2 separate regions of the Homo sapiens genome follow, and region 2 is linked to region 1. A link is a loop called in an ENCODE intact Hi-C map of the cell type or tissue named here. Cell type or tissue: CD4-positive, alpha-beta T cell. All regions are shown on one strand. Each heading gives the region's core, and the rest is flanking DNA. Links, peaks and the distances in the headings are about the cores only.

Region 1 (16,385 bases), core at 4,816-12,815:
GCAACTTACTTTTTTTTTTTTTTTTTTGGTGGGAGAATTTTTTTATAAAGACAATGATCAGCACTGAGGTAGAAATGGTGACTTTCCCTAGCATTTAACACAGCAAAGAAGAGCCCAGACAGGAAAGGTTCTGAGAAAGGTAAGTGGATACAGTTTAACAAAAATGACTAAAGATTCTGAAGCCAAGGATGCAGTGAACGTGCTACACAGACATGTTCTGAGGAGAGTCACTACAGGCAGACCCTGCAGGGAGCCGGTCAAGTTTCCATTACCATAAAACATCCTCCTTCAAATCCTCGCCATTGCCTTACATTCTTGTGTACGTGTAGCTTTGTTCCCTGATAAAATGCCATGATGGGGAAGGGGAAGGGGAAGGGAGACACTGACTGTTGCAGCTTTGGTGCTTTAGCGTAAATTGCGGGAGGAGACCCTTTACATCTGGGACAGGTGAGACCAAGGAAACCCTGCAGTGGAATTGGGGCCCATTGTCCCCATCTCACTTTTCTTAGGCCACTCTGTGGGTTGAGGGTGGGGAAAGATGGGAGCGTATCATGTATTCATAATGAAATAGAGGTCAAAAATCTTATTTCAAGAGAATAGCTTGATTTTGTTTTTAATTCTAAGTGCTTTCTTTAAACAATTAGTCACCCCTGCCACCTGCTGGACTTGTAGTAACAGAACACTCCAATAGGCTCCAGTCAGACGTACATTAGCGGAGGTAGCATTGTCACTGAGAAGATGCAACACGGTGCATTCCTGACCCTTCAGTGGTCAGAAAAGAAATAAGATCTTTTTGAGTTTCTCCTGCAAGCAGTGCTCAAAATCTGGAGTCCAGGCCCGTAACTTGAGTGAAGCAGGTGGTAATGCATTTATCAAGCTAATCGATTTTTTCCCATAATAAAGTCCATGAATTTTACATTAGTTGCTTTCCTCAGGTGCACACATCATTCTCTCCGTTGCTGGATAATGGTAGTTGAGCAGCCTTCCCTGGACTGAAAATAAATTGATTTACACTATTCTTACCATTTAAGTTTCAATAACTTTTTTCCTAGTGTAAATTCTTCTAACTAGAACATTACAAGAATTCTTATTACGCCTTTGCCTAGAAGGAATAACCATGGGTCTTTAGTGAGTCTTGATTAGCATTCAACTATATCTTAAACTTCCTTCATTTATTCTATTTACATTTAAAACTCAAAATTATTTCAAAGTAAAGTCAACTAAAGTTTATAATTAACTTAAATAATACAGTATATCTGTTCTCTTCAAAGTATACAACAATTTAGAGCATGGTTGCTCAATTGCCTCTATTGCAAAATTGGACTTAGAGAGTGGCAACTTACTAGAGATCTAACCAAAGTAGCTAAGATAGTTTATGAAGAATGCTTTTTCTGCATTTTAAAATATTCTTTTCTGTTTCCATTAAGTGTGCTGTAACTGTAATAGAATCATTTTTTAGATGGAGTCTCGCTCTGATACCCAGGCTGGAGTGCAGTAGCATGATCTCGACTCACTGCAACCTCTGCCTCCCAGGTTCAAGAGATTCTCATGCCTCAGCCTCCCCAGTAGCTGGGATTACAGGCAGGCACTACCATGCTCTGCTAATTTTTGCATTTTTAGTAGAGACGTGGTTTCACCACATTGGCCAGGCTAGTCTCAAAACTCCTAGCCTCCAGCCATCCGCCTGCCTCAGCCTTCCAAAGTGCTGGGATTACAGGCGTGAGCTACCACATCTGGCCTGTAGTAGAATCTTAATGGCATTTTCTAGAAAAAAGCAGTGCATGAATACAAGCAATCTTGAACTGCCTCTTACACTGAATACATTGCCTGCCTGCCTGCCATAGTGACATCCCTTTTGTGTAACATGCTGTTCTGTCTGTTGTGTTTTTGTCTGTCTGTTTTGGGAACTGCCTAGGATGGCCTTGCCCCACCCAGGTCTCCCCTGTTCAGCCCAGTTGTACCTTATGATATGTACATACTGAATGCATCCAATCCGGATACTGCATTTAATTCGAACCCTGAAGTCAAAGAAACATCTGGTGATTTCTCATCTGTGGATCTTAGCTTCCTACCAGATGAAGTTACCCAGGAAAATAAAGACCAGCCTGTCATTAGCAAACACGAAACTGAAGAAAATTCTGAAAGCCAAAGTCCACAAAGTAGGTTGCCATCACCCAGCGAACAGGACGTTGGGCTGGGCTTAAACAGCAGCAGTTTGTCAAATTCCCATTCACAGCTGCACCCTGGTGATACTGACTCAGTCCAGCCCTCTCCTGAGAAACCAAACTCCGACTCCTTGTCTCTGGCATCCATAACTCCCATGACACCAATGACCCCTATTTCAGAATGTTGTGGAATTGTACCTCAACTACAGTAAGTTTTTATTTTTGTTTTAATTGAGCACATTGGGTACACATTTTATATTCCTGAATGCGATGACAACTAATTTCAGGATAATAGTAGGGAAGAGAATTTCAGATTTCATAATTCTTTGTTTTATCAGTTCTAAATGGATTGTGGCTTTAGACAGTTTGATTATCTGTAAGGCAAAGCACTAATTCTTGACCTCTAAGGTGGGCGGAGGGGACTTAAAGATTAATAGATGCATTCTTGAAGGATTGTATTGTTTATACTACAGCACTGTAGTTGCTGAAAATTGTGGGTAGGGTTGGATAAACACCAAGGATATAAAGATGTAAAATTGAGTTTGATTTGCAAATTGATTCAGAATTGTAATTTCTATTTTGAGGCATTGTTTTGAAAAAAGATCTAAAACTTAATTTTAGCAGCTAGTCATGAAATTTTAGGAAAGGCTCTTTAGCACTTCACTTTGGGATTTTACACTTAACTAGGAATCATGTCATGTATTTCACATTTGGAATAATTCTCCCCCTAGGAAATTGCTAAGGTATAACCTAAGAAATGAGAAAATAAGTTGTCTTTTTTTTTTTTTACTCTTTATATCTGATATAAGTTTCTAAACTGACTTATTTCTTCAGGAATATAGTTTCCACTGTAAACCTGGCCTGTAAGTTGGATCTGAAGAAAATAGCTTTGCATGCAAAAAATGCAGAATATAACCCAAAGGTAACATTTCTCAGTATTCCTTCCAATAATTAGCTTCTCTTTAGATTTACTTTTCTTAATATGATCATGATATTGACTAATTCCTCTGTTTTTTCTTAAAAAATTGTTACTGAAAAAGCTTTTGGCAACTCAGGGTTAATATCTGTTTTGAGTTATAAAAAATAATCTCATTCTTTATGCTGAATAAAGCAGTAATTGAGCAGTTCCTTAAAGATAAGCTCTCTCCCTTGTCATTCAAAAATATTTTTTAGTATGATTATAATTTTTCACTTAGGCTGGGCACGGTGGCTCACTCCTGTAATCCCAGCACTTTGGGAGGCTGAGGCAGGTGGATCACGAGGTCAGGAGTTTGAGACCAGCCTGACCAACATGGTGAAATCCCGTCTCTACTAAAAATACAAAAATTAGCTGGATGTTGTGGCGGGTGCCTGTAATCCCAGCTACTCAGGAGGTTGAGGCAGGAGAATCACTTGAACCCAGGAGGCAGAGGTTGCAGTGAGCCAAGATCATGCCATTACATTCCAGCCTGGGTAACAGCGAGACTCCGTCTCCAAAAAAAAAAAAAAAATTTCACCTGACTATTGGGATGCTAACTATCTTAAAATGCCATCAAATTTCTGGAAATAATTTTTGCCAAATGTTGTCTCAGCTACCTGACACTTATGTATCTTTCCATTACAATTCCTCTTATCTGAGAAGGCTAAACTGCTTAAAGTATAAAGTTCAAGCTCCTATTTACTAATGTAAGATTCAGGGATTTTTTTTTTCGTCCTCCTCAAAGTTTAATAAAATCTATTCTTTCTTGTATCCTGCCAAGGCCAGGCATCCTGTTTTCAATGGCTTGTTTACCTAGGGTAATTGGGTTTGTCAATCCTATCAACTTTTAACGATTTGCCAGGCTCTGTACTTAGGAGTACAAAGATGAGTAAGACCTGCTTCCTACTGGGAAAAAGTTCACTGGCTTAGGTGGTGGAGGATTTATGGAATTAGATGAAAAAAGGTCACATTCGTAGGAACCCAGAGACCTTGCAGGCATCAACTATTATTTGTTTTTGCTGTTGCCCTAGTATTGTTGCTGACATCTGAATTTAAATGTTACCTCGATGTTACCCGAATACAATAAAGCTTTCCTTTTGATATTTCATACAGCTGACAATGGTGAGGACAGACACAAAGATGAGCTAAGATCCTCACAGCTGCAGCTGTGATCACATTATTGAACAATCAGCATTTTAGGCAACTTTTATTGTCCACCATCCTCAGCACACCTCTCATTTTGGACGAGGGGTAGGGGTGGGCAGGGCTGGGGATGAGTGTATAGGATCTCTCTGAACTTGTGCTTGACACCCAGAGAAATTCTGGCTTGGCCCTTAAGCTAGCACCCACCCCAGTTTCCTTCCTAGCTTAACCGGGGAGAGGAGTTGGGGTGAAGAGACTATCTGTGTAGGAGCAGGCCATTTGATGACACGTCCATGTGGCAGGCCAGAGGTTCCCTACCCTCACGAGTGTCAGCCTCACCTGCAGGGCTTGCTGATGCTGCTGGTCTTGAATGACACTTTGAGAACTATAAGAGGCAAGAACCTTGACATCAACTTTCTGTCATTCATCTTTAGCATGCCTATCATACAGACTCTTCTGCATTTTGGTCATTTTTCAGTACATTCTGAAGTCTTGGTGAGCCTTTAACATACTTATTTTTTTCCCAAAAGATTCTTCAAAAGAAAAAGGAAGTGTGTCAAAGTAAAAAGCAGAGAATCTGATTAGTGTGGGTTTTGAATCTTAACTTTACCACTTCCTGTGTAATATTGGAGGTTATATTGCTACTTGTTTTCCCTGAGCACTAAATGAGGATAATAAACACAAGTTCATCCTATCATGAGAATAAATAGGAACTGAAACATAACAGGCATTCAAATTTAAGAGTTACTGATATTATTTTTACCTGTTAATAAGTACATTTTAGAATCATCATTATTTTTGTTAACCTTAATGTAGGGAGAAAAGACCCAGACATTTAGTTTTCCCATCCAATCTGTTTGAGATTTTCATATTCAGCTCGGCTTTTTCAACTGGGATAATGTTAACTCCTAGCAGAGGCTAATTCTCTTTTGGTTTCTGGGTATAGAGGTTTGCTGCTGTCATAATGAGGATCCGAGAGCCCAGGACAACAGCCCTTATATTTAGCTCTGGGAAGATGGTCTGCACGGGAGCCAAAAGGTATGAGGAATCATCCCTCCACCCCTACCAGAGAAACAATTTAGTATGTAAAACAAGGAAGCATAGAATTAATGTGCTAAAGCACATAGTAGAAGCAAAATGCCTTTCTTTGCTGAAGACTTTATTCAATGAAATGCCACATTTTGGGTTAAAAACACTCCTATAAATACTGACTTGGGCCAGGCATGGTGGCTCACATCTGTAATCCCAGCACTTTGGGAGGCCTAAGCAGGAGGATCGCTTGAGCCCAGGAGTTTGAGACCAGCCTGGGCAACACAGTGAGACTCCATCTCTGTTAAAAAAAAAAAAAAAAAAAAAAAGAGAAATCTAAAAAGTAGCTGGATGTGGTGGTGCATGCCTCTAGTCCTAGCTACTTGGGAAGCTGAGGTGGGAGGATCACCTGAGCCCATGAGTTTGAGGCTGCAATGAGCTATGATCATACCACTGCAGTCCAGTCTGAGTTACAGAGCAAGACCCTGTCTCTATTAAAAAAAATAATAAAATACTGACATATCCCCATTTTACAGTTTCCCCTATTAAACCGAGGGGACTTAACTGCGCTGCTACAACTTGTTTCTAAGGTGAATTTTTTTTAAGTTACAGTAATGATGAAGTGTGTTATAAGTCTGGGGAAGTAGTTATTGTGGATTTTCCTCATTGCAGATAAATGGATAGAACTTTCTAAAGGAGCTCAATTAGACATTCCTTGAGCATTAGCTTGCATTAGCTCAGGAGGCATCCCTTAAAAATCTCATCTCTCCTGGATCTCACGCAGAGGAAGCCCTGTGTTGATGGGTATTCTTTCACCATAACTCTGTAGTGGCAGAGCCTGTTTTCTCCTGTAGGTGTTAAAAGATAAGAAGCAAATTCTCCTCCTGAAAAGTTGTGCCAATTTCTCGCTCTATAAATGTACTAAGTGTTCATTTTATCCTGTGGACACTGGGTGTCGATATTCTTTTTATATTTGCTAAATTGATTGACAAAAAGTTACATTGTTTTACATTTCTTTGATTTACTAGTGAGATTAAATAACTTTTTAGAAGTGCAGAAATTGCTATGTCATTTGCTCAGTTATCTATGGAGAGATTTATCTTTTGTTTTTGTTTTGTTAACTATTTTCACCATTTTATACTGTAAATATTTTTTCTCAGATTACTGTTTATGGTATTTTATGGTGTTTTTTTTGTTGTTTGTTTATTTGTTGTTTTTTTTTTTCTGAGACACGGTCTCACTGTGTTATCCAGGATGGAGTGCAGTGGTGTGATCTGGGCTCACTGCAACCTCCACCTCCCGGGCTGGAGCCATCCTTCCAGCTCGGCCTCTTAAGTAGCTGGGACCACAGGTATGCACCACCAGGCCTGGCTAATTTTTTTTTTTTTTTTTTGTAGAGACGGGGGTTTCCCCATATTGCCCAGGCTGGTCTCGAACTCCTGGGCTCAAGTAGTCCTCCCACCTTGGTCTCCCAAAGTGCTGGGATTACAGGCGTGAGCTACTACATCTGGCCTATGGTGGGTTTTTTAAAAAACACAAATTTTGAAGGGTATACTCATTTTATCCCATTTTTTTCTTTGTTTTCTACATTTGGCTTTGCCCTTAAGGCATTTGTGCACAGTATTATACAAATATTGACTTTCATATATTTTTTGGTCTTTTTCAGGTCCTGCTTTGTGATAGGAAAAGGATAGCTGGTATTTTGATTCACTTAGAGCTTTCTCTAGATGGAAATGTTCTATATCTGCACTGTTTAATGCAATGATATAGCCACTAGTCAGATGTGGCTACTGAGCACTTGAAATACAGCTAATACAACTGAGGGACTGAATTTATATTAATTGGACAGAGCAGATCTAGAATTTTGTTTCAATGTAAGATAATTATTTTTCCCAAATGATCAGTCGGTACTCAGATACATTTATTGAAGGATCCATTGTTACTACATTTCCCCCAATCTGTTTTTACATATTAAGTTCTTCACATGTGTCTGAGTACATTGCTGGACTTTCTCTTATGTTGATCCCAGGAATCTCCATTTTAAAGTGATTATTGGACAGTTGTGCAAGATGTCTGTAATAATGTTCATTTCAGCAATAGAACAGGGAAAACCTAATTAATAATAGGGTTTCAATTTGAAGTCATAAAGTAAAATTGTATTAGCCATATAGTACACATACTGAGCTGAAAGGATGGTCACATTGTATTAAGTTGGATTGCAGAGGGAGAAGTAAGCAGCTAAATGGTGTTTGTTATCCAACTTTCATTGTAAAATATGCTCATGTTACACATATTACACACATTCATGAGTGTCTTTTCTTATCTGAATTTATTCCTAAAATCTGATAGTGAAAGTTTGGATAATGAGTTCAGATAATAAGAGATACTTTTTATCCAAATATATTTGGTTTTGAAGTTTTGGATAGTGAGTTGTGAGAATTTAGTTAATAAGAGGTGCCAGTATTATCTCCACATTTTATCCAAACCTATTCTCTTTTGTTGTAACAGCAAGAGTATGAGGGATACCTGTGTTTGCGTAGGAAAAGTGCAGAAGATCAAATTTAGGTAGTTAACACCAGTATGGGTGAGATTTTAAGATTTTTAAACTACTTTCTAATGTTTGTACAATGAACATGTATATAGACTTTCAACTATTAGTTGTTTCAATAGAAACTTCTGTGTCCTTAGAATATCACAGCTGATATCCCAAGAAACTACAGGACTATGCAAACTTGAACAAATTTGAACTTATTTACATTACGGGAAATGTAATAGATTAGTTAGGCAAAATGTAGTTCAAAATGGAAACAGTTTATTTTACTGCTAACCTGGGGACATGGCCTTGCTAAGGACATTTCAAGAGTGAGAAGTGGGTGAAGAGAGCCAAGGGCAGTGCTGTGCAGCTGTAGTCAATCTAGTGAGTAGATACCAGATCAACAGATGGCCATGTGCAGTGGCTCACACCTGTAACCTCAGTACTTGGGGAGGCTGAGGTTGGGAGGGTCACTTGAGTCCTGGAGTTTGAGCCCAGCCTGGGCAAGACAGCAAGACCCTGTCTCTATAAAAATTTAGGCAGGTGTGGTGGTGCATGCCCCTGCAGGCTACTTAGGAGGCTGAGGCAGGAGGATCACTTAAGGCCAGAAGTTCAAGGCTGCAGTGAGCTATGATCATGCCACTGCACTCCAGCCTGGGTAACAGAGCAAAAACCCAATCTCTTTTTTTTTTTTTTTTTTTTTTTTTAAAGTGGGTGAGGAGAATCAACATTAAATGAGGTGACACATGTATGTAGTAACGAATACCCAAGAGGGGGCAGTGTTGGTGAAGGATCTGGATAAGAGAATCAAACACTTGCTTTAGTCCAGGCAAACAAGTTCAAACTGGCTTTTCTTTCAGGTGTTTCTGATTTACAGCCTAAAAATAGGGCCAAACCCATGAGGGGGGTGGAATTCACCTGATTCACCCTGCAGGTGTTGCTACCTACTGTTTTGTTTTGTCACTAACAGTTGAAAAATACCTAAGGAGAAATGAAGCCTCACCTCTCAGGACTCCACAGGCTCTGCTATGAATTTAGGGGTGCAGCAGGACAGACACTTAAAGGACATAGCCACAGAGTAGGACAAATTCCTGTCCTTCTTGTGTTGAGTTTGAATTGAATTGAAGATTGGGTGAGAAAGCCGAGCAAAACAAGGGGGGTTTTGAGGTATTTTCATGTGGTTGTTTTGGACAGTGTGTCCAATAAAGACTCAAGAACTGATACCTTGTCTGTGCCACTCAATCAGCACATATCTTACCTCCTTATATGCGATTTTTTTTTGTATGCATGTGTCCTTATTTTTTCTTGTTGTTTTCTTTTTTTTTTTTTTTTTTTTTTTGAGACGGAGTTTCACTCTTGTTGCCTAGGCTGGAGTGCAATGGCGCGATCTCAGCTCACTGCAACCTCTGCCTCCCAGGTTCAAGTGATTCTCCTGCCTCAGCCTCCTGAGTAGCTGGGATTACAGGTGCCCGCCACCATGTCCAGCTAATTTTTTTGTATTTTTAGTAGAGACAGCGTTTCATCATGTTGGCCAGGCCGGTCTCGAGCTACTGTCCTCAGGTGAGCTGCCTGCCTCAGCCTCCCAAAGTGCTGGGATTACAGGCGTGAGCCACTGTGCCCAGCCATTGTTCTCTTCTAAATGGGACATACTTTGAGACTGGATGAATGGTTCCCAAACTGCAGTGAGCAGCACAGTTACCTAGAGGGCTTGTTAAAAGACAGATTGCTCGGCCCCACCCCCAGAGTTTCTGCATGTCTGAGGTGGAACCTGGGACTTTGCATTTCTAACAAGTTCCCAGGTGAAGCTGCTGGTCTGGGGACACACTTTGCGAATCCTTGGAATCGTTTTAGCAAATAACACCCAAGTAAAAGTAAAAGTACTTCATATATGAAAGGTGACAAATGAAGACAAAAATTTATGATTCTGTTCAACAGCTGTACAATTTTACAAGACCTTTTATAAGGTGCTAGGGACGAAAGTATGGGAAGTAAGTCCTCCTCACAAAGCCTACAGCTTCATAGTATACATTGAAAGATAAACGTGGTACAAATGGTAACAATCCAATACAACACCAGTAGTTGAGAGGATGTAGCGATTAAGACATCTTTAAACATATTTGCCCCTCCCCAGTGAAGAGCAGTCTCGACTTGCAGCAAGAAAATATGCTCGTGTGGTGCAGAAGCTTGGGTTCCCTGCCAGATTCCTCGATTTTAAAATTCAGAACATGGTTGGAAGCTGTGATGTGAGATTTCCCATCAGGCTGGAAGGTTTGGTGCTAACCCATCAGCAGTTCAGTAGGTATGACGGTTATATAGCTTGAACTTTGAATTTACCAAGATATTTAAGTTACATTATGGGTTGCTTACGTAAAGTATCTTTCAGAGAAATTGTGATTAAAAAAAAAAAGGCGGGGGACACAATAGTGAAAAGATTAAGATGCTATGCCTGAGTTCTCATAGGTTACCACATGTGCCCAGTCTTTTGAAACCATGGTTCTTAAACTTACATTGCTTAGCAATCACTTAGCTTATTAAAGCACACATCTCTGGCTGGGTTTCTTCACCAGAGATTTTGCTAGAATTTGTGTTTCTAAAAAGCTCAAAGGTGATGACAGTGCTACTGGTCAGAGGCCCACACATTGAGATCCAGTAATCTACAGATTTGTAAGCATACAAACGTAGCTTGGCAATGACACTGGCAAGATAAGGCATGTGTTGGGAGGCCGAGGCAGGCGGATCACGAGGTCAGGAGATCGAGACCATCCTGGCTAACACGGTGAAACCCTGTCTCTACTAAAAATACAAAAAATTAGCCGGGCGTGGCAGCGGGCGCCTGTAGTCCCAGCTACTCGGGAGGCTGAGGCAGAAGAATGGCCAGAACCCAGGAGGTGGAGCTTGCAGTGAGCCGACCTCGCGCCACTGGACTCCAGCCTGGGCGACAGAGCGAGACTCCGTCTCAAAAAAAAAAAAAAAAAAAAAAAAAAAAGATAAGGCATGTGAAATGGACTAGGCCGGTAGGAAGGGGCTTGACAGCTGGTGAGGGGAGAATGGATTGGGGAGAAGATGAAAAAAGAATGCTGTAGCACGTTCTATGAAAGCAATCCTGGGAGGCTGAGGCAGGAGAATGGCGTGAACCCGGGAGACGGAGCTTGCAGTGAGAGATCGCGCCACTGCACTCCAGCCCGGGCCACAGCCAGACTCCGTCTCAAAAAAAAAAAAAAAAAAGCAATCCTAACTAGTTTGTCCCCTATCTGTGTGTGTGTGTGTGTGTGTATATAGCTGCAGCCCGCAACACAATGTTGCCTGTAGTATATTCCTTTTCCTAGGGAATATCTCTAGCCTTCCTGACTTCAGACTTCCCGTCTCAACAGCTAGTGCTCCTCCCCCGCCCCCAGCCGTTTTGGTGGCTCTCCCATCCCAGGCCCTCAGAGAGCAGGGATGGAGGGTGACTCATGGACACCAAACCCCTTGACTCACCAAGATATACACCTGGGCTAGGGCACTTGGCCTGGGTTAATCACAGATGCTCTTAAATTCTCTTGGCCAAGCTGGAACTGAAGTTCTTTCATTCCAACGCCTTATCTTCTCTTGGCCATCGAATGATTATCCCGTCAATAGAGTAGATAGGGATCATATTGCTGTGCTTTCCCTAACATTTGTTAGCTTTCCTTTCAGATATGATCTGAATGGAAGTTAAAAATTCCTTTTTCTTCTAAAATATTTTCATTCATTCTGAGATTCAGCTTTTATGATATGCTTATTTTTCTTTTGACATGTTTATTTTTCTCTTGATTATGTTTTCTTTTTTCTTCAGTTTTTTCACTGTATGCTATTGAATGCCTAAATATACCCCATTTTTTAAAAATCTGAGCTCCCTATAAAGTCCTCCCATTCCCCCATGTAAGACATGTTGCCTCTTTAGGTATCTTTCTTCCTTCAATCTTGGCATAATTTGCAGATTTCCTAATAAAGCCTGTTTCTAAGAGTCTCCCAGTGCTTAAGTTGTCTTATCTTCCAGACTCTCAAGTCACGAGCCTCCAGCCTATCTTTCTCTGAATCGGCTTAGTGTACATCTGCAAGAGCTCTGCCCGAACTCTAAGGTTGTGTCTACATTAGACTTAGCATTCCCTTCTGGCCATTCAGGGCTCGAAAATGATGTGTGTGGTTCTTCCCAAGTGTCCATTCATTTCTTTTTCACCAGCATCTTCCTTGCAGAGCAGATCTAAGTCTAGAATAGGTGCCCCTTGTTATTACTACCAGCTTCTGGAAGGGTTGCCAGTAAGGCGCAGTGAGAATACATCAGACGGAGTGGGCCCATCCCTGTTCTATCTTCCTCCTGGGACAGTTTTATGATCTCAGTCATCTTTTCTTTTCTTTTCTTTTTTTTTTTTTAATCTGGCCAGGAAGCTTGCTTTGTATTCCCACAACTTTCTATTTCTAGTCTCATTCTTGCCTCCCCCTCATCCTCTCCATTCGGCTGTCAGCCTCAGGTTATGGATTACAACTCCAGAGTGTGTATTCTTGACACTGGGAACATTAAAAACACCTCTTAGAAGATTTGAATTTTTAACATGAGGCCTCTCTAATTGTCTGTAGCTCTGTGGGGAACCATGCTACATAATCAGTTATAATTATCAGGCCAAATTTGCCTTGTGTTAAACCCCTAAGGTCATTCAGTTTCCCAGGTTCTGCAAATTTGTATGTCAACATTTAATAATACAAGTATCTCCTTTTGTTACCAGGCACTTTCTCTGGTAATCTTTCTATGACATAATCATTTCCACAGTTGTCAATGAGAATTTTTCCCTCTTTATTTTATTTATTTATTTTTTTTTTTTGAGATGGAGTTTTGCTCTTTTGCCCAGGCTGGAGTGAAGTGGCATGATTTCAGCTCACTGCAACCTCCACCCCCCAGGGTTCAAGTGATTCTCCTGCCTCAGCCTCCTGAGTAGCTGGTATTATAGGCACCCACCACCACACCCGGCTAATTTTTGTATTTTTAGTAGAGACGAGGTTTTACCATATTGGCCAGGCTGGTCTTGAACTCCTGACCTCAGGCGATCCACCCACCTCGACTTCCCAAGTACTAGGATTACAGGTGTGAGCCACCGCACCCGGCCCCCTCTTTAATTTTTAATTCAAAGGTATCCTGATATAAATACTTGCTATATGAATAAGATCTAGGTGACTACCATGTAGCAGATGCTAGGATGATAATGGCAAGCAATATAGCTATAGTCCCTTGCCCACATAGAGATCACTGTCTAAAAGAAAAGATGGACAAGTCAATGACAGTAATGAAACATGGTGACTGTGAAGGTAAGGCCCTTCAGGGGCTATGAGACCATAAAGCAGGGTCTTTAATGTAATTGGGGGTGGGTAGAGATCAAGGAAGATTTTCTTGGGGAAGTAACATTTAAAATGAGACTTGAAGGATGGGTCAAAGTTGGGTTGGCCAAGAAATTGGCAGGTGTTCGATATTCTCAATCTTTGTGAAATGTTCTCCATCCCTAACCAAAACCACTCTCTTTCTCTGCCTCAGCCTTCTTTTGGAATGAGGCAGAGAATAAATAAAATGAAGTATATTCCTAATTGGGAGCACATTATACTGGTAATCTTAAAACCATGGTTCTAAAAGCTAAATGCAGTTCAATATCATTTACATACCAAAGTTTTTGTTTTCTCTTTTCTAAGTCTTAAAATTTAGCTGGAAGATCAAATGGAAATCTTCTTTTTGTGTCTCCAGCCTTCATTTTCTTGGCCTGGATCTCATAGCCCTGGAGGGTTTTTCAGGGCTCCCCCTAGTGTCATGGTCTCCCCAGTGTTGGGAAGTGGTTAGTGGGAGAAAGTCTTGACAGGCTCCCTGCAGTAAGACAGAGTGATGTTCCAGAAGACAGTTCCACCCACAATGACCTCCTATACTTGAGATGGGCAAGACTCACTTCAAGATGCGCCTTTCTGGAGCCAGTAAAAGGTTCCACATCTGCTGTTGTTTTTGGGTCTTGTTCATTGCTGAACTGAATGGAGCTTTTCCATGCAGTCTGGATTCACCCTTTAAGTGCAAAGATGCTAGTGTTCCATTGCTTGGATGTCTTTTTTTCTTATATTTCTTGTCCATTAGCCACTGCTTTGAGAATAGTTTTATTCACCTCCTCTCACTTCCTGACTTCTTTTTGGTAGGTTCCTCAAGCCTTTCTAAGAATCTGCCCTCCTCTCCAGGCTGGAGTGTGGAGAAGAAGCTCTTAAGTGCTATCATCTTTCGCTCCATGGAGTGGCCAGCTTATATTTAGTAGTAAATATGAGTTACTATTTATAGCAACAAATCCTGAATTGTAAAAACTCGGGATAATTGGATTTTCTTTATTTATATAGCACCTGTTCAAATACAAATAGCAGTGGCCTAGAAATATTTTTAGGTTCTATCTGCTAAAAATGTTAACTTCAGCAGTTCGTAAAAGCATACAAAATATGTTTATTATTGGAGAATTTGGAAACCCAGAAAAACATGATTATGTATTCTTATTAACAGACTTTTTTGAAAAGATAGAGGATGTTTAACCAACAAGCTCTCAATACACTAAATCAGATGCCCTAAGTTACCTTGATTTCTAATAACCATCCAGGATAGCTTGCACTTGTGTTATGACCCAAAATTAATTATGTTCCTAACTTCCATAAGATATTACCTAGGACACTCAAGACTCTTCATCAAGATAGTTAAAAAGTTTTTGATAAAATAGCTAACTTATTTACAACTGCTTTAATATGCACTTTAATATACTGGGCCTTACATGTTATGGGAAAGGAGCTGAATAGTGCTATTTTTAACATTTTCCTTTTACATCTTAACAGTTACGAGCCTGAACTGTTTCCTGGTCTTATTTATAGAATGGTAAAACCACGAATTGTGTTGCTTATCTTTGTATCTGGAAAAGTTGTGTTGACAGGTAAGTGCTAAGATTATTTTCTGACTCATAAAATGTAATTGCTATGCATGTGCTTTGCTTATTCTTTTAAATACCTTTGTTCACCATGGTAAAGTAATTCTTGTTATACAGAATACCTGGAATGAAAAATAAGAAAGGAATAACATCACCCATAGGTCCCAGTACCTAAAACAACATTTTTTTCATGTTTTTATGTCATTTTATTAAGTATTTCATCTTTACATCCTGATTTTTTTACAGAATTATCCATGATAACATATATGGCTTAAACTTACTGTTACAAACTCTTCATAAAGGCTTTTAATGGCCACACAAGGTCCTAACACAGGGGTTAACAAACTCTTTTCTGGAAAGGGCCAAATACTAAATATTTTAAGCTTTGTGAGCCACAGGGTCTGTCACAATTACTGAGCACTGCCATCGTAGTGTGAAAGCAGCTCTGAATGTTACATTATATAAAGGAATGGGCTCTGAAATGTGAATTTCATATCGTGACATAATTTATGTGTGTTATGTAATATTTTTTCCCCAACTGCTGAAAAAGATAAAAACCATTCTTAGCTCATAGGCTAACAAAATCAGGCAGCAGGATGGCTTTAGCCAGCAGACCTACCTTTGCTGAACCCATTCTAACATGTTATTGAATCAAACGTATTGTCCCATTGCTAGATAGGTAAATGTTCCTTCTTTGTTTGCTACTTATGAAGGGCAGACATTTGGCTGCTTTTACCTGTAGACAATTATGATATTAGTGTGGACACTCAGAAATGGGACTTTCGTTTAAGGCTATGTCCATTTTGTTCTTAGAACAAATCGCCCAATTGTTTTAAAGGGATATATGACATAGTTCTGTATCACATGGTCTTAAATGCAATGTATCTAAATATCTTTTACCAAATGCTTGGCAGCATTCCAAACAAAATGGTACCAAAGAAAACTTTAACTGTATATGTAAAAATTATCTCACTACTTTAACCCCACCGGTAATCAGAGACAGAAATCGACCATTTTTCAACACATCCAATAAATAGCATTTTGTCTCTTGTAAATAATATGTACATGACATAACTTATCCTTTTGTCTACTTAGCTTGTATTTTCTCGGGATTTGAGTTTACTATAATACTATTAAAGACAAATTATTCTTTGCTATATTTGTTATTTTTTCCTGTTGGCTTTTTTTTAAATAATTTTTGCATAAATAGCACTTTTTAAAACTACTTGAGGGAATGGTTCAGACTCTTTTCTATGTCATTCTACAGAAGGTTGCTATATATATTGTTGTTTGTTTGTTTGTTTTTGTTTTTGAGACAGAGTCTCACTCTGTTGCCCAGGCTGGACTATGGCGGCGCGATCTCAGCTCACTGCAACCTCCACCTCCAGCGTTCAAGTGATTCTCCTGCCTCGGCCTCCTGAGTAGCTGAGACTACAGGCACATGCCACCATGCCCAGCTAATGTTTTGTATTTTTCGAAGAGATGGGGTTTTGCCAAATTGGCTAGGCTGGTCTCGAACCTCTGGCCTCAAGTGATCTACCTGCCTTGGCCTCTCAAAGTGCTGGGACTACAGGTGTGAGCCACTGTGCCCCACCTACAGAAAGTTGCTATTTTAT
Region 2 (16,385 bases), core at 3,029-11,028, 220 kb after region 1:
GAAGCAGGAGGATCACTCGAGCCTAGATGTTTGAGACCAGCCTGGGCAACATGGTGAGACTCCATATCTACAAAAATAAAAATAATTAGCTGGGTGTGATGGTGTGCATCTGTAGTCCCAGCTACTTTGGAGGCTGAGGTGGGAGGATCCCTTGAGCCTGGGAGTCAAGGCTGCAGTGAGTCATGATGATGCCACTGCACTCCAGCTTGGATGACAGAGCAAGACCTTGTCTCAAGTAATAAATAATTCAAAATTTAAAAAACATGGATCTGTGGAAGAAGCATAAAACCATAGAAGTATTGGAGGACTTCAAATAGTTCATGAAAACAATGGAATTAAAATATAAAATAAAAAATATAAACTTTATTTCTCAACATAAGTTCCGTTAAGTTCAAAACACTTTTGTAAGAGATAATACTAGCCATTTAGTCCATCCCTAAAGAACTGAGGGTTCTGGAAATTTATGCAGTCTTTTTTACATTATTAACTGAAGAAAAACGGGTGCCCATTAAAGATTTTTTTTAAGATTAGGAAACAAAAAAAGTCAGAAAGAGCCAAGTGAGGACTGTGAGGTGGATGTCTAATGGTTTCCCATGGAAACAATGACAAGATTGCATTGTTTGAACGAGGAATGAGCAGGAGCATTGTTTTGGTGGAGAAAGACTCTCTGGTGAAGCTTTCCCAGCCATTTTTCTGCCAAAGCTTTCCTAACTTTCTGAAAATACTCTCACGATAAGCAGAAAGTCAACCAGCAAAATGCCTTGAGTATCCCCGCAAACTGTTACCATGACCTTTGCTCTTGACCAGTTCACTTTTGCTTTGTCTGGCCACTTCCACCTCTTGGTATCCATTGTTTTGATTGTGCTTTGTCTTCAGGATCATACTGCTAAAGCCATGTTTCATCTCCTGTTACAATTCTTCAAAGAAAGGCATGAGGATCTTGATCCCATTTACTTAAAATCTCCACTGAAAGCTCTGCTCTTGTCTGCAGCTGATCTGGGAGCAATGGTATTGGCACCCATCAAGTGGAAAGACTGCTCAACTTTAATTTTTCAGTCAGCATTGTGTATACTGAACCAATTGAGATGTCTGTGGTGTTGGTTTTTGTTTCTGTTGTTCATCACTGGTGCTCTTAAAGTATAATTTTTTCCTTGCAAATTGATGTGGATGGTCTGCCACTGCAAGCTTCATATTCAACACTGTCTCGTCCTTTCTTAAAATGATCTATCCAGTTGTAAACTGCTGATTTCTTTGGGACATTGTCCCCATAGTCTTTTCATAAAGCATCAGTGATTTAACCATTCTTCCACTCAAGCTTCACTTCACCATAAATATGATGTTTGTTTTTGCTTCAATTTTAGCAGAATTTATGTTGCTCCAAGAGGGGCTCTTTTCAAACTGATGTCTTATTCTTCTTAGTGTCTTAAACTAGATTCTGTTCAGACATGTTATGACAAGATAGTGTGAGTTTCCTTTGGTGCCAAAAAATTTTGAAATCCATTCTTATTTTTTTTCATAAAAGGCACTTTCCAAAAACTTTTTGAAGACCCTTCCTATAATGCTTAAGGTACTTGTCAAAACTGGAGGTGACTCACTTGTTTACACTAGGCCTATTTTGGGTCCTTTAAAAAAAAAAGTTGCTGGACATGGTGGCTCATGCCTATAATCCAAGCACTTCGGGAGGAGAACTGCTTGAGCCCAGGAGTTTGAGATCAGCCTGGGCATCAGGGTGAGACCCTAGCTCTAAACAAACAAACAAACAAACAAAACTTTAACAGAAAAAAAAAGCAATGAGGTAGAAGTTTCAGCATACCAAATAACTGGAGACCATTCAAAAGGTTTTGAGATCAGCCTGGGCATCAGGGTGAGACACTAGCTCTAAACAAACAAACAAACAAAACTTTAATAGAAAAGAAAAAGCAATGAGGTAGAAGTTTCAGCATACCAAATAACTGGAGACCATTCAAAAGGCTTGTGGGTTTTTTAAAAACTGTTTTAAAATTCATTCTTCAAAAATGTTCAGACATGACCACGTTGGTTTCATCACAGTGCTTATGAAGTTTCTTCATTTTTCATGTGTCCAAGCAGGCCTGAACACCCCCAACTCCCTCAACCATGACCTTTTACAGAAGCAGACATGGAGGGCTTTGATGCCAACTAATATATGCTTCAAAGTGGACAGAAAGAGATACTATGACCTTAAAAAAATAACCTCTTCTGAGGTTGAAATAAATTATAATGATGCCATCTGATCATAACTCAGTGACCTCATTTGAGGAAAGTTTGATGGGCAGATTCTTCTCTGTTCTTTATTAGCAACATCTGTCAAGAGGCTCGCACAGTTTGAGAATAGCTTCTCACACCTGGCTAATTTTTGTATTTTTTAGTAAAGATGGGGTTTCACCATGTTGGCCAGGCTGGTCTTGAACTCCTGACCTTAGATGATCCTCCCACCTCAGCCTCCCAAAGTGCTGGGATTACAGGCATAAGCCACTGCACCTGGCCCCATTTGTTATTTCTGTCTTTTTAACATTTTCTTTTTTTTTTTCCTGAAAGACAAAGGAAAATATTTAAATAGTTCATGTGAGGGGTATTTGAGGGGTATAAAGGGTTTCCAAAAACACAGGCACATTTCCTTCAGGATGCTAGTTATTCTGGGGAGGGGTGGAAAGGAATGGAATTGGAGAGGGTATGAAAGAACTTCAGTTGTATCTGCAACATTTTTTCTTTTAAAAAAAACGCTGAAGCAAATATTACAAAATGACAACATGTTAAAACTAGGTAGTGGCTGTATGAGTGCTCATTATATAATCCTCTCCTGTTTTTTCTCTACTTAGAACATTTAATAGAAAAAGAAATTCAGAAATAAATTACCAAAAAGACAAACAACAAAACTGAAAAGAATATTCAAAATACGTATGAGAAAAGAATCTATTTTCTTAATATATAAAGACAAATAAATGAGGAAAAGATAAATGACCCAACAGAAAAATCAACTAAGGATATGAATAAAAAATTTACATTAAAATAGTTAATGAAGTTATAAAATAGCCTAAATATGTATGTGTCGCTCCATGTATGTCTCCACGTGTATATATATATATGCACTCACTAAACAAATGCAAATCAAGAAAACAATACTGCTTTTCATTATCGTACTGGCAAACTTTTCTGAAGTTTATCAAACACAGTTTTACCAGCACTAGGAAACGTAGCCTCATGTTTCTGAAAAGAGTATAAATTGCTGTAATAATTCTGGAGGCCAAAAATTTTAAGTGCACATTCTCTTTGAGCACTTTCACTTTTAGGATTTTTTTTTCCTTTTATAGCTGCACAAGTGCACAAAGATATACGTATAAAGGTAATGTTTGTCAAAGTAAAAAATTGAGGAAAAACTAAATTTCTATCAAAGGAAGAGATTAAATTGATGATACATCTAATTTATAGAATTGTATGCAACTATAAAGAAAAAGTGGTAGATCTATATGTTGACAAAGGAAGATGCCCATAATACAACATAAGTTTAAAAGAGCAAGTGGTGGAACTATATATTTAATACAATCCTATTTGCATTAAAAGGCATACATTAGATACATGTTTGCAAACATATGTCTGTAAGAAACAGTGATTATCTCTAGGAGATGAAACCGGAGGTTGAGAATAGGAAAGAAATCTTTTATTTCCTCCTAGACTTTTATTACACCAGATCTTTATGCTGCAAATGACAGAAAACTGAAGCCGCCCTAAGAAATGAATGAATTTATTGGCTCAATTTCAATGAATTCTGTGAGTAGTTTCAGGTTCCTCTTGAATCAGAGCTGCCCAATGTCACTAGGATGCTTCTTCTGGGTGTTGAGTTCATCCTTTGCACATGTGAATGATTCTCTCTGGGGGTGTCTGACAGCCTTGGTTACCTTGATGGCTCCACTCAAGTTAGCTATATGGCGACTATTACCAAGCTTTACCACCTTGCAAAGCTCAAAGGCAAGAATGAATGCCTCTCTTTTCCAGAAGTCTTTATTTATTGGCTCTCAGGCATTCATCAGTTCTTACTGGATTATACGACCATTCTTGAATCAATCTTCATCAATGGTAGTGATTGATTTGTGGTCAATTTCACCTAAACCAAATAACAGAATGGAGTCTGGATGGTTTCCCAAAAGAAGGTGGGATGCTATGCAACAAACAACAGATATTCACTGTTGCTAGATAATGCTTTACCAAGTGCATCACACACACACACACACACACACACACACACACACACACACGTTACAGTCTTCTAGGGCCTAGATTCTGAGCTCCATAGGAAGGGACTGTGTCGGTATCATACATTATCCTGTCCTTTGGGCCTAAGTCAGTTCCTGGTACATGATCAGGAGAATACATGTATTAGCAGAAGAAAAACAAAACAACCTACCTTGCAACTTCACTTCTAAGCATTGGCTACAAATTACAAAAAAAATTAGTTATAGAAAAGTATCATCAAGACTATCATCTACAATATCTTCATCCAAAGTAAATAGAAGAGAGGCTGATGCAGTGAGAGAGTTTTTTTTTAAGGAGAAACACTGATGGCTCTTTCAAACATTTGCTTTTTGTTGATATAAATTATTCAATGCATCATGGAGATTCATTACTATGAACTACTGCAATAATGGTTGAACTCAGCAAATTCTTTTTTTTTTTTTTTTTTGAGATGAAGTTTCGCTGTTGTTGCCCAGGCTGGAGCGCAATGGCACAATCTCAGCTCACCGCAACCTCCGCCCCCCGAGTTCAAGCGATTCTTCTACCTCAGCCTCCCAAGTAGCTGGGATTACAGCCATGCGCCACCACACCCTGCTAATTTTGTATTTTAGTAGAGACAGGGTTTCTCCATGTTGGTCAGGCTGGTCTCGAACTCCTGACCTCAGGTGATCTGCCTGCCTCGGCCTCTCAAAGTGCTGGGATTACAGGCATGAGCCACCACACCTGGCCAGCAAATTCATTTACACAATTATTCAGATAGGAACTTAGGGTCAGGCTAATTTACTTAAAGATTTTTCTTCCTTCTCTTCCCTTTCCCTGAGCCTCCTCTGGGTACTCCTTACACTGGGCCACCATGAACTGCTTCTGCTTGTGCAACTTGCCATATAACTAGGGTCACCAGATAAAATACAGGATGCCCAGTAACATGTGAATTTCAGGTAAACAATGATTTGTTTTTTATTATAAGTATGTCTCAGATATTGCATGAGGATATGCTTATACTAGAAACTTGTTCTTTATCTGAAGTTAACATTCAACTCACAACCCTGAATATTTATTAACTGTAGTTCTGTATTTTTATTTGCTAAATCTGGCAACCTTACACATAATTCTAAGGGCCTATGACAATTTTTAGTTGGCTAAAGGGTAATACCACGGACTTTCCAGACTACAAAATACCTGACTGTTGGAATTTTACTTTTAGATCTGCCTCTTTTATACTTAAAGAGCAATTATAAAGTAAGACCCCGTGTAACCACCACTCAAGTTAAGAAATATGTATATTTTTATTTTATTTTATTTTTATTTTTTTTTTTTTGAGACAGAGTCTCACTCTGTCACCCAGGCTGGAGTGCAGTGGCATGATCTCGGCTCACTGCAACCTCCGCCTCCTCAGTTCAAGCGATTCTTCTGCCTCAGCCTCCCAAGTAGCTGGGACTACAGGCATGTACTACCATGCCCAGCTAATTTTTGTATATTTAGTAGAGACGGGGTTTCACCATATTGGCCAGGCTGTTCTCGAACTCCTGACCTTGTGATCCACCTGCCTTGGCCTCCCAAAGTACTGGGATTACAGGCATGAGCCACCGCGCCAGGCCAGAAATATAGCAATAGAAGGACTATGCGAGTACCTTAGAAGCCATCTGTGTTCCTCTCCTCGGATGGCATCATTCTCCTTCCCCTTAAGGGGTAACCACTATCCTGACTTTTATGATAATCATTCTGTCTGGTGTTTCTTTAGGCTTGCCACCTATATATGCATCCATAAACAATATAGTTCATTTTGACTATTTTTGAACTTTATACAAAAGTTTCTATGTAAGTGATCTTTGTGACTTGTTTCTTTCACCCAACACTGTGTTTATAAAACGTGTCCTTTTTTTTTGAGACGTGGTTTCACTCTGTTGCGCAGGCTGGAGTACTGCAGTATGATTACCGCTTACTGCAGCCTCAACCTCCCAGGCTCAAGTGATCCTACTATCTCAACCTGCAGAGTAGCTGGAACCACAGGCACATGCCACCACACCTGGCTAATTTTTTTTTTTTTTTTTAGAGACAGGGTCTCACTAGGTTGCCCAGGGTGGTCTTAAACTCCTGGGCTCAAGCAATCCTCCCACCTCAGCCACCCAAAGTGTTGGGATTACATGCATGGGCTACCGTGCCTGGCAGTTTATCCATGTCAATGCATGCAGCTGTGGTTCTTTAATTCTTCTTTTGTATAAAAATGTTCCAATATGTGATTGTGCCCATAATTTATTCATCCATTGTACTGTTATGCGCTGATGGTACAGTTTTAACTTAAACTGACAATTTTTTAATGTTTTAAATGTATAGAAATGAGCCCAAATAACTATATCATGTGTAAAATGGGAATAATAAAAGAAAAAATAAAATAATAAAATAACTATCATAAAATAGTTTCATACTATGCAGGAAAATTGCTAATATTTAGTACTCTCTAAAATCTGTTGTTATTGTTTTCATTAATAGGGAAAAATTTAAGATGGCTTATATAAAATGGTTCTCATTTATAGTCATTTAATTTTTTTTTTTTTTTTTTTTTTTTTTTTTGAGACAGAGTCTTGCTCTGTCGCCCAGGCTGGACTGCAATGGCATGATCTCGGCTCACTGCAACCTCTGCCTCCCGGGTTCAAGCGATCCTAGTGCCTCAGCCTACTGACTAGCTGGGATTACAGGCACGCGCCACCACGTCCGGCTAATTTTTGTATTTTTAGTGGAGACGGGGTTTCACCATGTTGGCCAGGCTGGTCTCAAACTCCTGACTCAAGTGATCCGCCCGCTTCGGCCTCCCAAAGTGCTGGGATTGCAGGAGTGAACCACTGTGCCCAGCCTAAATTTTTTTATTGTTGTGCAACATACAAATAATAAAATGAACAAATAAAAATACAGCTTTATGAATTTTTACATATACACCTATGTAATCACCACCCAGATAAAAATGTAGAACATTTCCAGCACCCTCTTAAGATGACTGTCTTACGACGCTTTATTTCCTGTTGCTACCTACTAGAAAGCTGACTGCCTACATTTTTGAACACATGTCTAATACTGGGCCGCATGATGTTGGTTTCTGGGCTTTTGGGTGCCACCATATGGTAAGCCTGCTGTACTGCAATTGATTTCCAAAATAAAAAGTAATAATACAGATTCTGATGTGGTTAACAATGAAAACAGAGGACCTAATATTTCTACTAAAAAAGAAAAAGACTTATCTTCCAAAAGGATAATTTAAGATCATGTACATAATGACATTACATGTTTACAGTTAAATTGATTCTATAATTTTCTACTTGTATATTTAGCATATAAAGAAAAAAATGATTGCAGCCTGGCATTGACATGAGAATACTGATAGAGGCAGGAGGCAGAGAACTCTCCTAGGCAGATAGGGGAGGGTCCCTGGAGAACCCCCGACCCGCCAAGCTCATTGTGCACAGAAGGCTTGCCCAAACATGCCCGCAATGAAAAATTCCGTCCCTTAACACATGCGCAGTAAGGAAATAAATCAATGTGGAGTGGCTCAGACTAAGGACCCGCACGCGCACTGGAAAGATGGGGTGGAGCCAACCAAGAATTGATGCCCTATGCAAATAGGGAACCCAGCCCCATCAGCGGATATAGAAGCCCTTGTGTTCAACTATGAAGGAAGACAACCAGCAACCTGCTTTCAGGACCGCTCTTTTTGCTGAGATCATTCCTTTTCGCTTAATAAATTCTATTCCACTCACTCTTTGATGTTCCCGTGCCTAATTTTTCCTGGTCATGAGACAATAACTCGGATCTAGCTGAGCTAAGGAGTAAAAAATCCTACATCAATATGAATTTTATTTAAACACAGGATTTTTGTAAAAGTCATGGTGTTCAAGCCCAGCAGGCCAACTTTAATCTCTGAAATATGGCACAATCCAATGGTAATAAAGGCACAACATATTTCTTAAACATTGGAAAGGTCAATGTTGATTCTTTGTGTAAGACTTTCCCCAAAAAGATATTATTCGGATTCAGTCTTGAAAAAGAGTAAGTGTGTGTAAGGCAACAAGAGGGAGGAATGACTCTTCAAGTAGAATGAACATCATGAGAAAGGTATGGGGAATGGAAACTTGACTTGTCCATAAGCAGACAGAAAGAAGCTCAATGTGGTTAGAACATGGCCAACAGGAGAGTAACTACTAGGAAATAAAGCTTCAGAGGAAGATGGAGTCCAGATTACTACCGGCTTTCCATGAGCTGGAATTTGGGTATCACTCTGAAGGGCAGATAAAAGGGGTCCTTATCTGAAGGGCAGATAAGAAGGAGTTGGTCAAAAGCAATGGTGAAAACTGTTCTTGGTGTCTTTTTTAAAACGTGAAATCACTACTTTGTATCTGTTTAGAATAGACAGTATTGTTGTCTTTTGTAGCACTGGGTACCATCTGTCAGTGTTATTTTCCTTTCTGCTTTGTGAAGAGAATGGGGTAGTTAAATAGCTTCAGAAATCCAGGAGTATCTTATTATTCTGTTTTAGACACAGCTTCAGCACTGGGTTTGCATCTCCATTTATATGTCATGGTCTACTATACAACAGCCTATGTTAATTTTCCTTGCATTTTAGGTTGGCAGATATTTCAAGTATTATTAGCCACTAGCTGTAAAATGTCTTGAGGCTGGTAATGTATAGAAAGCATGAGAATAGGCCTGATGGGCTCGCTCATGCCTGTAGCCCCATCACTCTGGGAGGCCAAGGTAGGTGGATTGCCCGAGCTCAGGAGTTCAAGATCAGCCTGGGCAACATGGCAAAACCCCGAAAAAAATAAAAGGGAGAAAGAAAGGAAGAAAGGAGGAAAGAGAAAGAAAGAAAGAAAGAAAGAAAGAAAGAAAGAAAGAAAGAAAGAAAGAAAGAAAGAAAGAATAAAATTACATGCAACTAGTTTATTCAAATCTTTGAACTTACTGGTATATTTTCATTATAAACTGTATTCTGACTATAAATTACTGTAATTCCCTTTAGAATTATGGCAATCTATAACAGCTACATAACAATAACAATATATCTTAAATTGTACACTGGATTTTTTTTTTTTTTTTTTTGAGACGGAGTCTTGCTGTGTAGCCCAGGCTGGAGTACAGTGGCGCGATCTCAGCTCACTGCAAGCTCTGCCTCCTGGGTTCACACCATTCTCCTGCCTCAGCCTCCCGAGTAGCTGGGACTACAGGCGCCCGCCACCACGCCCACCTAATTTTTTGTATTTTTAGTACAGATGTGGTTTCACCATGTTAGTCAGGATGGTCTCGATCTCCTGATCTCGTGATCCACCCACCTCGGCCTCCCAAAGTGCTGGGATTACAGGCATGAGCCACCGCGCCTGGCTGTATGCTGAAATTTTTTAATGCTCATTGGGGATACATTATTCAAATACGTCTTTCCAGTATTTTACATTTTCAGGATAGGGAAAAAAGAGAACCCAAGCATTGATAGCTTAATGAATATATATATATATATATATATATATATATATTCATTATATATATATATATTCATTATATATATATTCATTATATATATATTCACTATATATATATTATATATATTCATTATATATATTCATTATATATATATTCATTATATATATATTCATTATATATATATTCATTATATATATTCATTATATATATATTCATTATATATATTCATTATATATATATTCATTATATATATTCATTATATATATATTCATTATATATATTCATTATATATATATTCATTATATATATATATTCATTATATATATATATATATTCATTATATATATATATACATATAAATAAATTTTTTTTTCTTTGAGATGGAGTTTCGCTCTTTTGCCCAGGCTGGAGTACAATGGTGCGATGTCAGCTCACTGCAATGTCCACCTCCCCAGTTTAAGCGATTCTTCTGCCTCAGCCTCCCAAGTAGCTGGGACTACAGGTGCATGCCACCACTCCTGGCCAATTTTTTGTATTTTTTTTTTTTTAGTAGAGACAGTGTTTCACCGTGTTAGCCAGGATGGTCTCAATCTCCTGACCTCATGATCCACCCTCTTTGGCCTCCCAAAGTGCTGAGATTACAGATGTGCGCCACCGTGCCCCGCCAGCTTAATGAATACTAAGGAAAATTATAAAAAGGAATAAATGATTTAGTGTGCACATATAATGCATGTTGAAGACCCAGAGAGGGAAGAAATAAATGGATGGGCCACTAAATTAAGTTTTATTCCTATAGATGCAGAGCTTATTATTAAGAATCTCTCATAGGAAAGGTTCTAGGTCAAGCTGCAGTAGACTGTACACACATGATTAATTCTATACCTCCCACGGAAACGTCAAGACAGTTTTTTGTTTGTTGATTTGTTTTGCTGTTTCTCCAAAATTTTATTTTAATTTAAATTACAGGATCAGCCAGATATTCTGGTAAGAAATTCACTTTTCCTCAGGAGAAAGAAAATGCTTTCATGGCATTGTTAACAAATGTATACATCTCCACTTTTTTAAGCGTTAAAAGTCACATTAAATAACCAAGACAATTTTTTTTAAAAGCACAGACACATAACAGTGGAAAACAATTAGAGTATCATCAATATATCAGAAATGTTGATAACTATGTGGAAAGAAAAACACAGATAGGTTTGAATTTCCAGAAAAATCAAAAGAGAAAAAATTGCATCTCAGAACACCAAAGACAAGCCAGGTTCTTTCCAAGAAAGCCTCAGATAAGCTCCAGGTTCAGCATCAGCAAATTCAAAGGGAGAAGTGGGCTATAAGAGAATTGGGGCCTGAGAGAAAAATGAAAGCCAGACTTAGAATAATTGCAGAATCTGGGCCAAAAAAAAAAAGAAAGAAAGAATTAAACTAGAGGCCAGGCACAGTGGCTCACATCCGTAATCCCAGCACTTTGGGAGGCCAAGGCAGGCGGATCACTTGAGGTCAGGAATTCAAGACCAGCCTGGCCAACATGGTGAAACCCTGTCTCTACTAAAAATACAAGAAATTAGCCAGGCATGGTGGTGCGGGCCTGTAGTCCCAGCTACTCAGGAGGCTGAGGCGCAAGAATCGTTTGAATCCGGAGGCAGAGGTTGCAGTGAGCTGAGATTGCGCCACTGCACTCCAGCCTGGGCAACAGAGGGAGACTCCATCTCAAAAAAAAAAAAAAAAAAAAAAAAAAAAAAAAAAAAAAAGAAAGGAAAAAAGAAAAAAGCATTAAACTAGATAGTCACAATGAAGTTATAACATCTATACACCGGCCAGGCGCGGTGGCTCACGCCTGTAATCCCAACACTTTGGGAGGCTGAGGCGGGCGGATCACAACGTCAGGAGATCGAGACCATCCTGGCTAACACGGTGAAACTCCTTCTCTACTAAAAATACAAAAAATTAGGCGGGCGTGGTGGTGGGTGCCTGTAGTCCCAGCTACTCGGGAGGCTGAGGCAGGAGAATGGCGTCAACCCGGGAGGCGGAGCTTGCAGTGAGCTGAGATCGCGCCACTGCACTCTAGCCTGAGCGACAGAGCAAGACTCCGTCTCAAAAAAAAAAAAAAAATCTATACACCAAATAACAGCATCAACACTCAGAGCAAAAACTGTAGGAGTTACAAGGAGAACTAGAAATACCCTAGAGGTAGACTTCAATTAACCCCCCTTAATCAATGTTACAGCAGTGGACAAAAAGTAGGTGAGAATATAGGAAAAAAAAGAGTAATATCTTCAAAGGTCTAAGGAAAAAATTTTTGGAACTCAGCATTATTATTAACTAAGCATGAGGACAAGACAAAGACATTTCGGAAGTAAAAAAAGATACCATTTAAGCTCCCGATATGAAAAAGCATGACTTGAGGAAGTTCTTCAGTGCAAAAGAAGGAATCTAAGGTATCAGGTTATGCGATTATGCTGGCAGCTAAGTAGAACCAGAAACGAAGGAAAGATTTCAGCAGCAAAGTTTTAATGTCATAAGATTAAGTTTCCTTCTAGCTTAGTCCAATCACGATATTTGTTTATAGTGAATAATACTTATGCAATCATATTATCATAAGTGCTATCTACTGATTTTCAATTTCAGGTATAACAATACCCAAAGCTCAGGATATTTAATAATTATATTAAAGAATCGCATGTAAAATCTCAACAAATTCAAGTGTGCAAGAAATACCACCTTATTTTTTATACTTCAACTTAATTTCTGCATCTAGGAAATGTCCTCTTTCTCCCCATACCTCCCTCATAGGTCCTGCTTGATGGGAAATGTAATCACAGACATTCCTGGGGTTACTCTGCCCTCCCTTGGTCTGGTCAATGGCACACAGTTACAAAAGCATCAGAGAAAAGGGAGACCCTCCCATCATGAGTGATCTCTGTACCCAGGTAACAGAGCCTCAACGAATGATTGTTTCCCATGCTGCAAATCTTTGCTCTTTTGGGACTTTTGTGGCCCTATGTGAGGCATGAGAGTCTTAGCTAAGCTTGGGAACCCTGTACTAGGGTCCTTCCTTCCCCAGATATCTAACACATCTAACCCTTCTGAGCCTCCTCCTTGGAGCTCCACCATGGAGCAATGTTTGAATCCTGTATACCTTTTCACCACCACCCACCCTCATGGAATCTCTAGGGGAGAAGCCTCTCCCCACCTCCTGTATCTCCCAGTCACCACGCTGCTTCCCTTCAATCCTGCACTTCTCAGTGAATTTAGTTTTACAGAAAACAAAATCCAGGAAAAATTGCACAGACTAATTCCACTTTCCTCCCTGTCCCATACCTACCTGATATGATAAAATTCAGAGGCTGTTACTTGCTTGAATGGAGAAGTGGAAAGGGAGAAATACAAATATCATAAATATTATTCAGACACATATTAATATAACTAAAAAAATTGAGAAGCAGATGGAAGAGAAGTAGAAAGAAAGTATTTTTATCTTTCATTGTGGTTATTCAATCCATATTAAATTTGATAAATAAAGAATTAAACATTTTAACACATTGTTTAAAGTGAATAAAGCAACATTTAAACATTTAAATACATTGTTTAAAGTGAATAAAGCAACATTTAAACATTTAAATACATTGTTTAAAGTGAATAAAGCCACATACAATGGCTCACATCTGTAATCCCAGCACTTTGGGAGGCTGAGGCAGGATTGCTGGGGCCAGGAGTTTGAGACCAGCCCAGGCAACATAGTAAGACTCTGTCTCTACGAAAAAATTAAAAATTAGCTGGGTGTGGTGGTACGCACCTGTAGTCCCAGCTACTTAGGAGGTTGAGTTGGAAGGATCACTTGAGCCCAGGAGTTTGAAGCTGCAGTGAGCCATGGTTGTGCCACTGCACTTCAGCCTGGGTGACGAAGCAAGACCCTGTCTCTGAAAAAAAAAAAGAAGAAGAAGAAGAAGAAAAATATAAACTACAAATAAGCCCAGAGGTGGAGGGGTAGGTAGGTCATGATAAATTCTTAATCTTTCATAGTAGAAAATCAATAGATTTTGCGTAAACTTGATAAATCTTGAAGTAGGTAAGTATGGTTAAACTAAAAGCAGAAACTTAGCAGGGGTGATTTCTGGGAAGTGAATTAAGGATTGGGGAGGAGATAGTTGAGCAGAGGAGGGAGATTTTATTTTTCACTTCAAGTTTTTTATCCTTATCTTGATATTATGCAAATGTAATACTTTTCTAACAACAGTTAGTTTAATTAAAAATAAATAACACTACCTCCTTTTCAACACACTACCTCATAAATATTTATAAGATATAGTTAATAAACATTTCATGTTAAAATATGCCCACGGGCAGTAGATCTTGGCTTTCGTGAAACAGAGTAGCAAACATAAGAAGCCATGTTTGCTTGCCAGCATAATTTTGCAGTCACCCTGACTCTGTTAAAAATGCAGCTCTCCAAAGAATGCCTTAAAGATGATAAATGGGATACAGCACATAGCTCCCCAGTCTCTTGCCTGAGATACTACACTCCTTAAAAGATAAATGACCTTGGTCCTTGCCTTTTCTGACACATAAGACAAAGCCTGCCAAGGTGTTGCAAGATTATGCCCCTGCAAACTGGAACCAAAGGTACTCTTGCATTCAAGCTTTACTGCAATTTTTTTTACACTGTATTTTTACTGCTTGTATAAAAACTGAACTGAAGTGCTGCATTGGAGTAGTATGACAGACATTCTCTAGGAAACTCTCCCGGGTTATAATCCTCAGTGAGACTTCTGAATAAAACTGACTGTAACTCTTTAAAGGTCTGATTTGTCTTAATTTTACAATTTTAAAATTTACTATTAAATTCCTTTCCATAATGTAAGCATCTGCTAAAATGTTCACATTTTAAATAAATCCTTAACTTTATACAGATGAACAAGTAATTTACCCAAGAAGAAACACTTGGAAAATAACTAGAAGGAAACAGTAACAAAAAATAACTAGTGACAAAGCAACATATATATTATTTTGTCACTCTTTTTTTTTTTTTTTTTTTTGAGACAGGGCCTCACTCTGTCATTCATGCTGGATCACTGCAGCCTCAATCTCCTGGGCTCAAGTGATTCTCCCTCCAGCAAAACTGGCTAAATTTTAATTTTCATAGAGATGGGGTCTCACTACATTGCCCAGACTGGTCTTGAACTCCTGGGCTCAAGTGATCCTCCTGCCTCAGCCTCCCAAGGTTCTGTGATTACAAGTATGAGCCACTGTACCTGGCCTGATGAAGCAATAGTAACGAGCACGATTTTTTTCAGAAAATGAAATTATTCAAACCTTTCATTATCAGAATCACAAAAATAATCATGTCATTTGATCTAGTAAAACTATTTTTAGGAATATATTCCAGGCTGGGCACAGTGGTTCATACCTATAATCCCAGCATTTTTGGATGTCAAGGTGGGAAGATCACTTGAGCCCAGGAGTTTGAGACCAGTCTGGGCAACATAGTGAGACCCCATCTCTATAGAATTTTTTTTTTTAATTAGCCAGGAGTGGTGGCACTTGCCCATGGTCTCCGCTACTCAGGAGGGCTGAGGTGGGAGGATCACTTGAGCCCAGAGGTTTGAGGCTGCAGTGAGCTATGATTGCACCACTGCACTCAGCCCAGATAAGAGAGTGAGACCCTGTCTTGAAAATAATAACAATAATATATTCCAACATTTTGCTAAAATAAATCACAGTTCCTATATGTAATCTCTATTAATGTATATTACATGTAATCTAAACTTTATGTAGCAAATTTGCGTAAATCATAAATCTTGAATAAAAGAATGTATAAGATACTATAATCATTAATCACATAGGCCTAGCAGACTTATGGCAGGATAAATTTCATCCCTAGCTCTCATTCTTCTCCCTTGTAAAATATTTACTTATCCATTGAATACTAGTTATGTTCCAGAGAAATGTATCTTCAGTTATCTATATTAGATACCAAACTTCCATCTGTAATATTAACTGTGCTCTCTCATTTCCCCACTCCGTTGGTGTTCTTTTTTATCTTTCTTTTGTGCAAATGTTTCCCTCTTTTTTTTTTTTTGAGACAGAGAGTCTCACTCTGTTGCCCAGGCTGGAGTGCAGTGGCATGATCTCAGCTCACTGCAATCTCTGCCTCCTGGGTTCAAGTGATTCTCCTGCCTCAGCCTCTGGAGTAGCTGAGATTACAGGCGTGTGCCAACACACCTAATTTTTGTGTTTTTTGTAGAGACGGGTTTTCACCATGTTGGCCAGGATGGTCTCAAACTCCTGACCTCAAGTGATCCTCCCACCTCAGCCTCTCAAATGCTGGGATTACAGGCATGAGCCACCACGTCTGGCCATTTTTCTTATTTTATATAAATTTATATATAGCTTGAATTTTTCTATTTTGTTGTCAATGATTTTCTTTAATGTTTTTATAATTTCTAAATTATCTGATTCCTTATTACTCAGTAATTCCCCATCTGGGGTTCTCTCTTGAAAAATGATCAGAAACTTGGACACCCTGAAAGGGATCACAGTTAGGTGGAGATGGTAGTGGTGAGGAGGGAAGTGGGGATTCACTTTCTAACGTATACATTTTGCATTGTTTGCCAGGTGTTTTTACTTCTTTCCGTTTTTAAAAATTGTTTGGTTTTTTGTTGTTATTTTTTGTTTGT

Evidence for each region. A loop is a pair of places that touch in the nucleus more often than their neighbours do. Peaks named below come from ENCODE experiments on the same cell type or tissue, not always from the same donor. Only the 100,000 strongest peaks of a DNase experiment are listed, where the experiment ranks them.
Region 2: it touches region 1 in a loop (9-fold over the local background); 59 of 110 quality-filtered maps call a loop at or near these places.

What each region holds. Positions count from the first base shown.
Region 1 is chr14:55,422,549-55,438,933 of GRCh38, reverse strand. TBPL2 (TATA-box binding protein like 2) reads left to right here. Exons shown (of 7, transcript NM_199047.3): 2 at 1,916-2,373; 3 at 3,000-3,087; 4 at 5,213-5,304; 5 at 9,960-10,127; 6 at 14,681-14,775. It also overlaps a transcript of FBXO34 not described here. Among named protein-coding and RNA genes, the nearest start is that of TBPL2, 9.9 kb to the left of the region's middle. In CD4-positive, alpha-beta T cell, for the core only: CTCF peaks have their summits at 8,407 and 8,634 (motif pointing right); a DNase peak (open chromatin) is centred at 8,623; H3K4me3 peaks cover 257 bases; H3K27ac peaks cover 228 bases.
Region 2 is chr14:55,204,216-55,220,600 of GRCh38, reverse strand. LOC107984708 (a long non-coding RNA gene) reads right to left here. Exons shown (of 3, transcript XR_001750768.2): 2 at 13,505-13,628; 3 at 3,655-4,120. Among named protein-coding and RNA genes, the nearest start is that of DLGAP5, 21 kb to the right of the region's middle. In CD4-positive, alpha-beta T cell, for the core only: CTCF peaks have their summits at 7,122 and 7,352; a DNase peak (open chromatin) is centred at 7,320.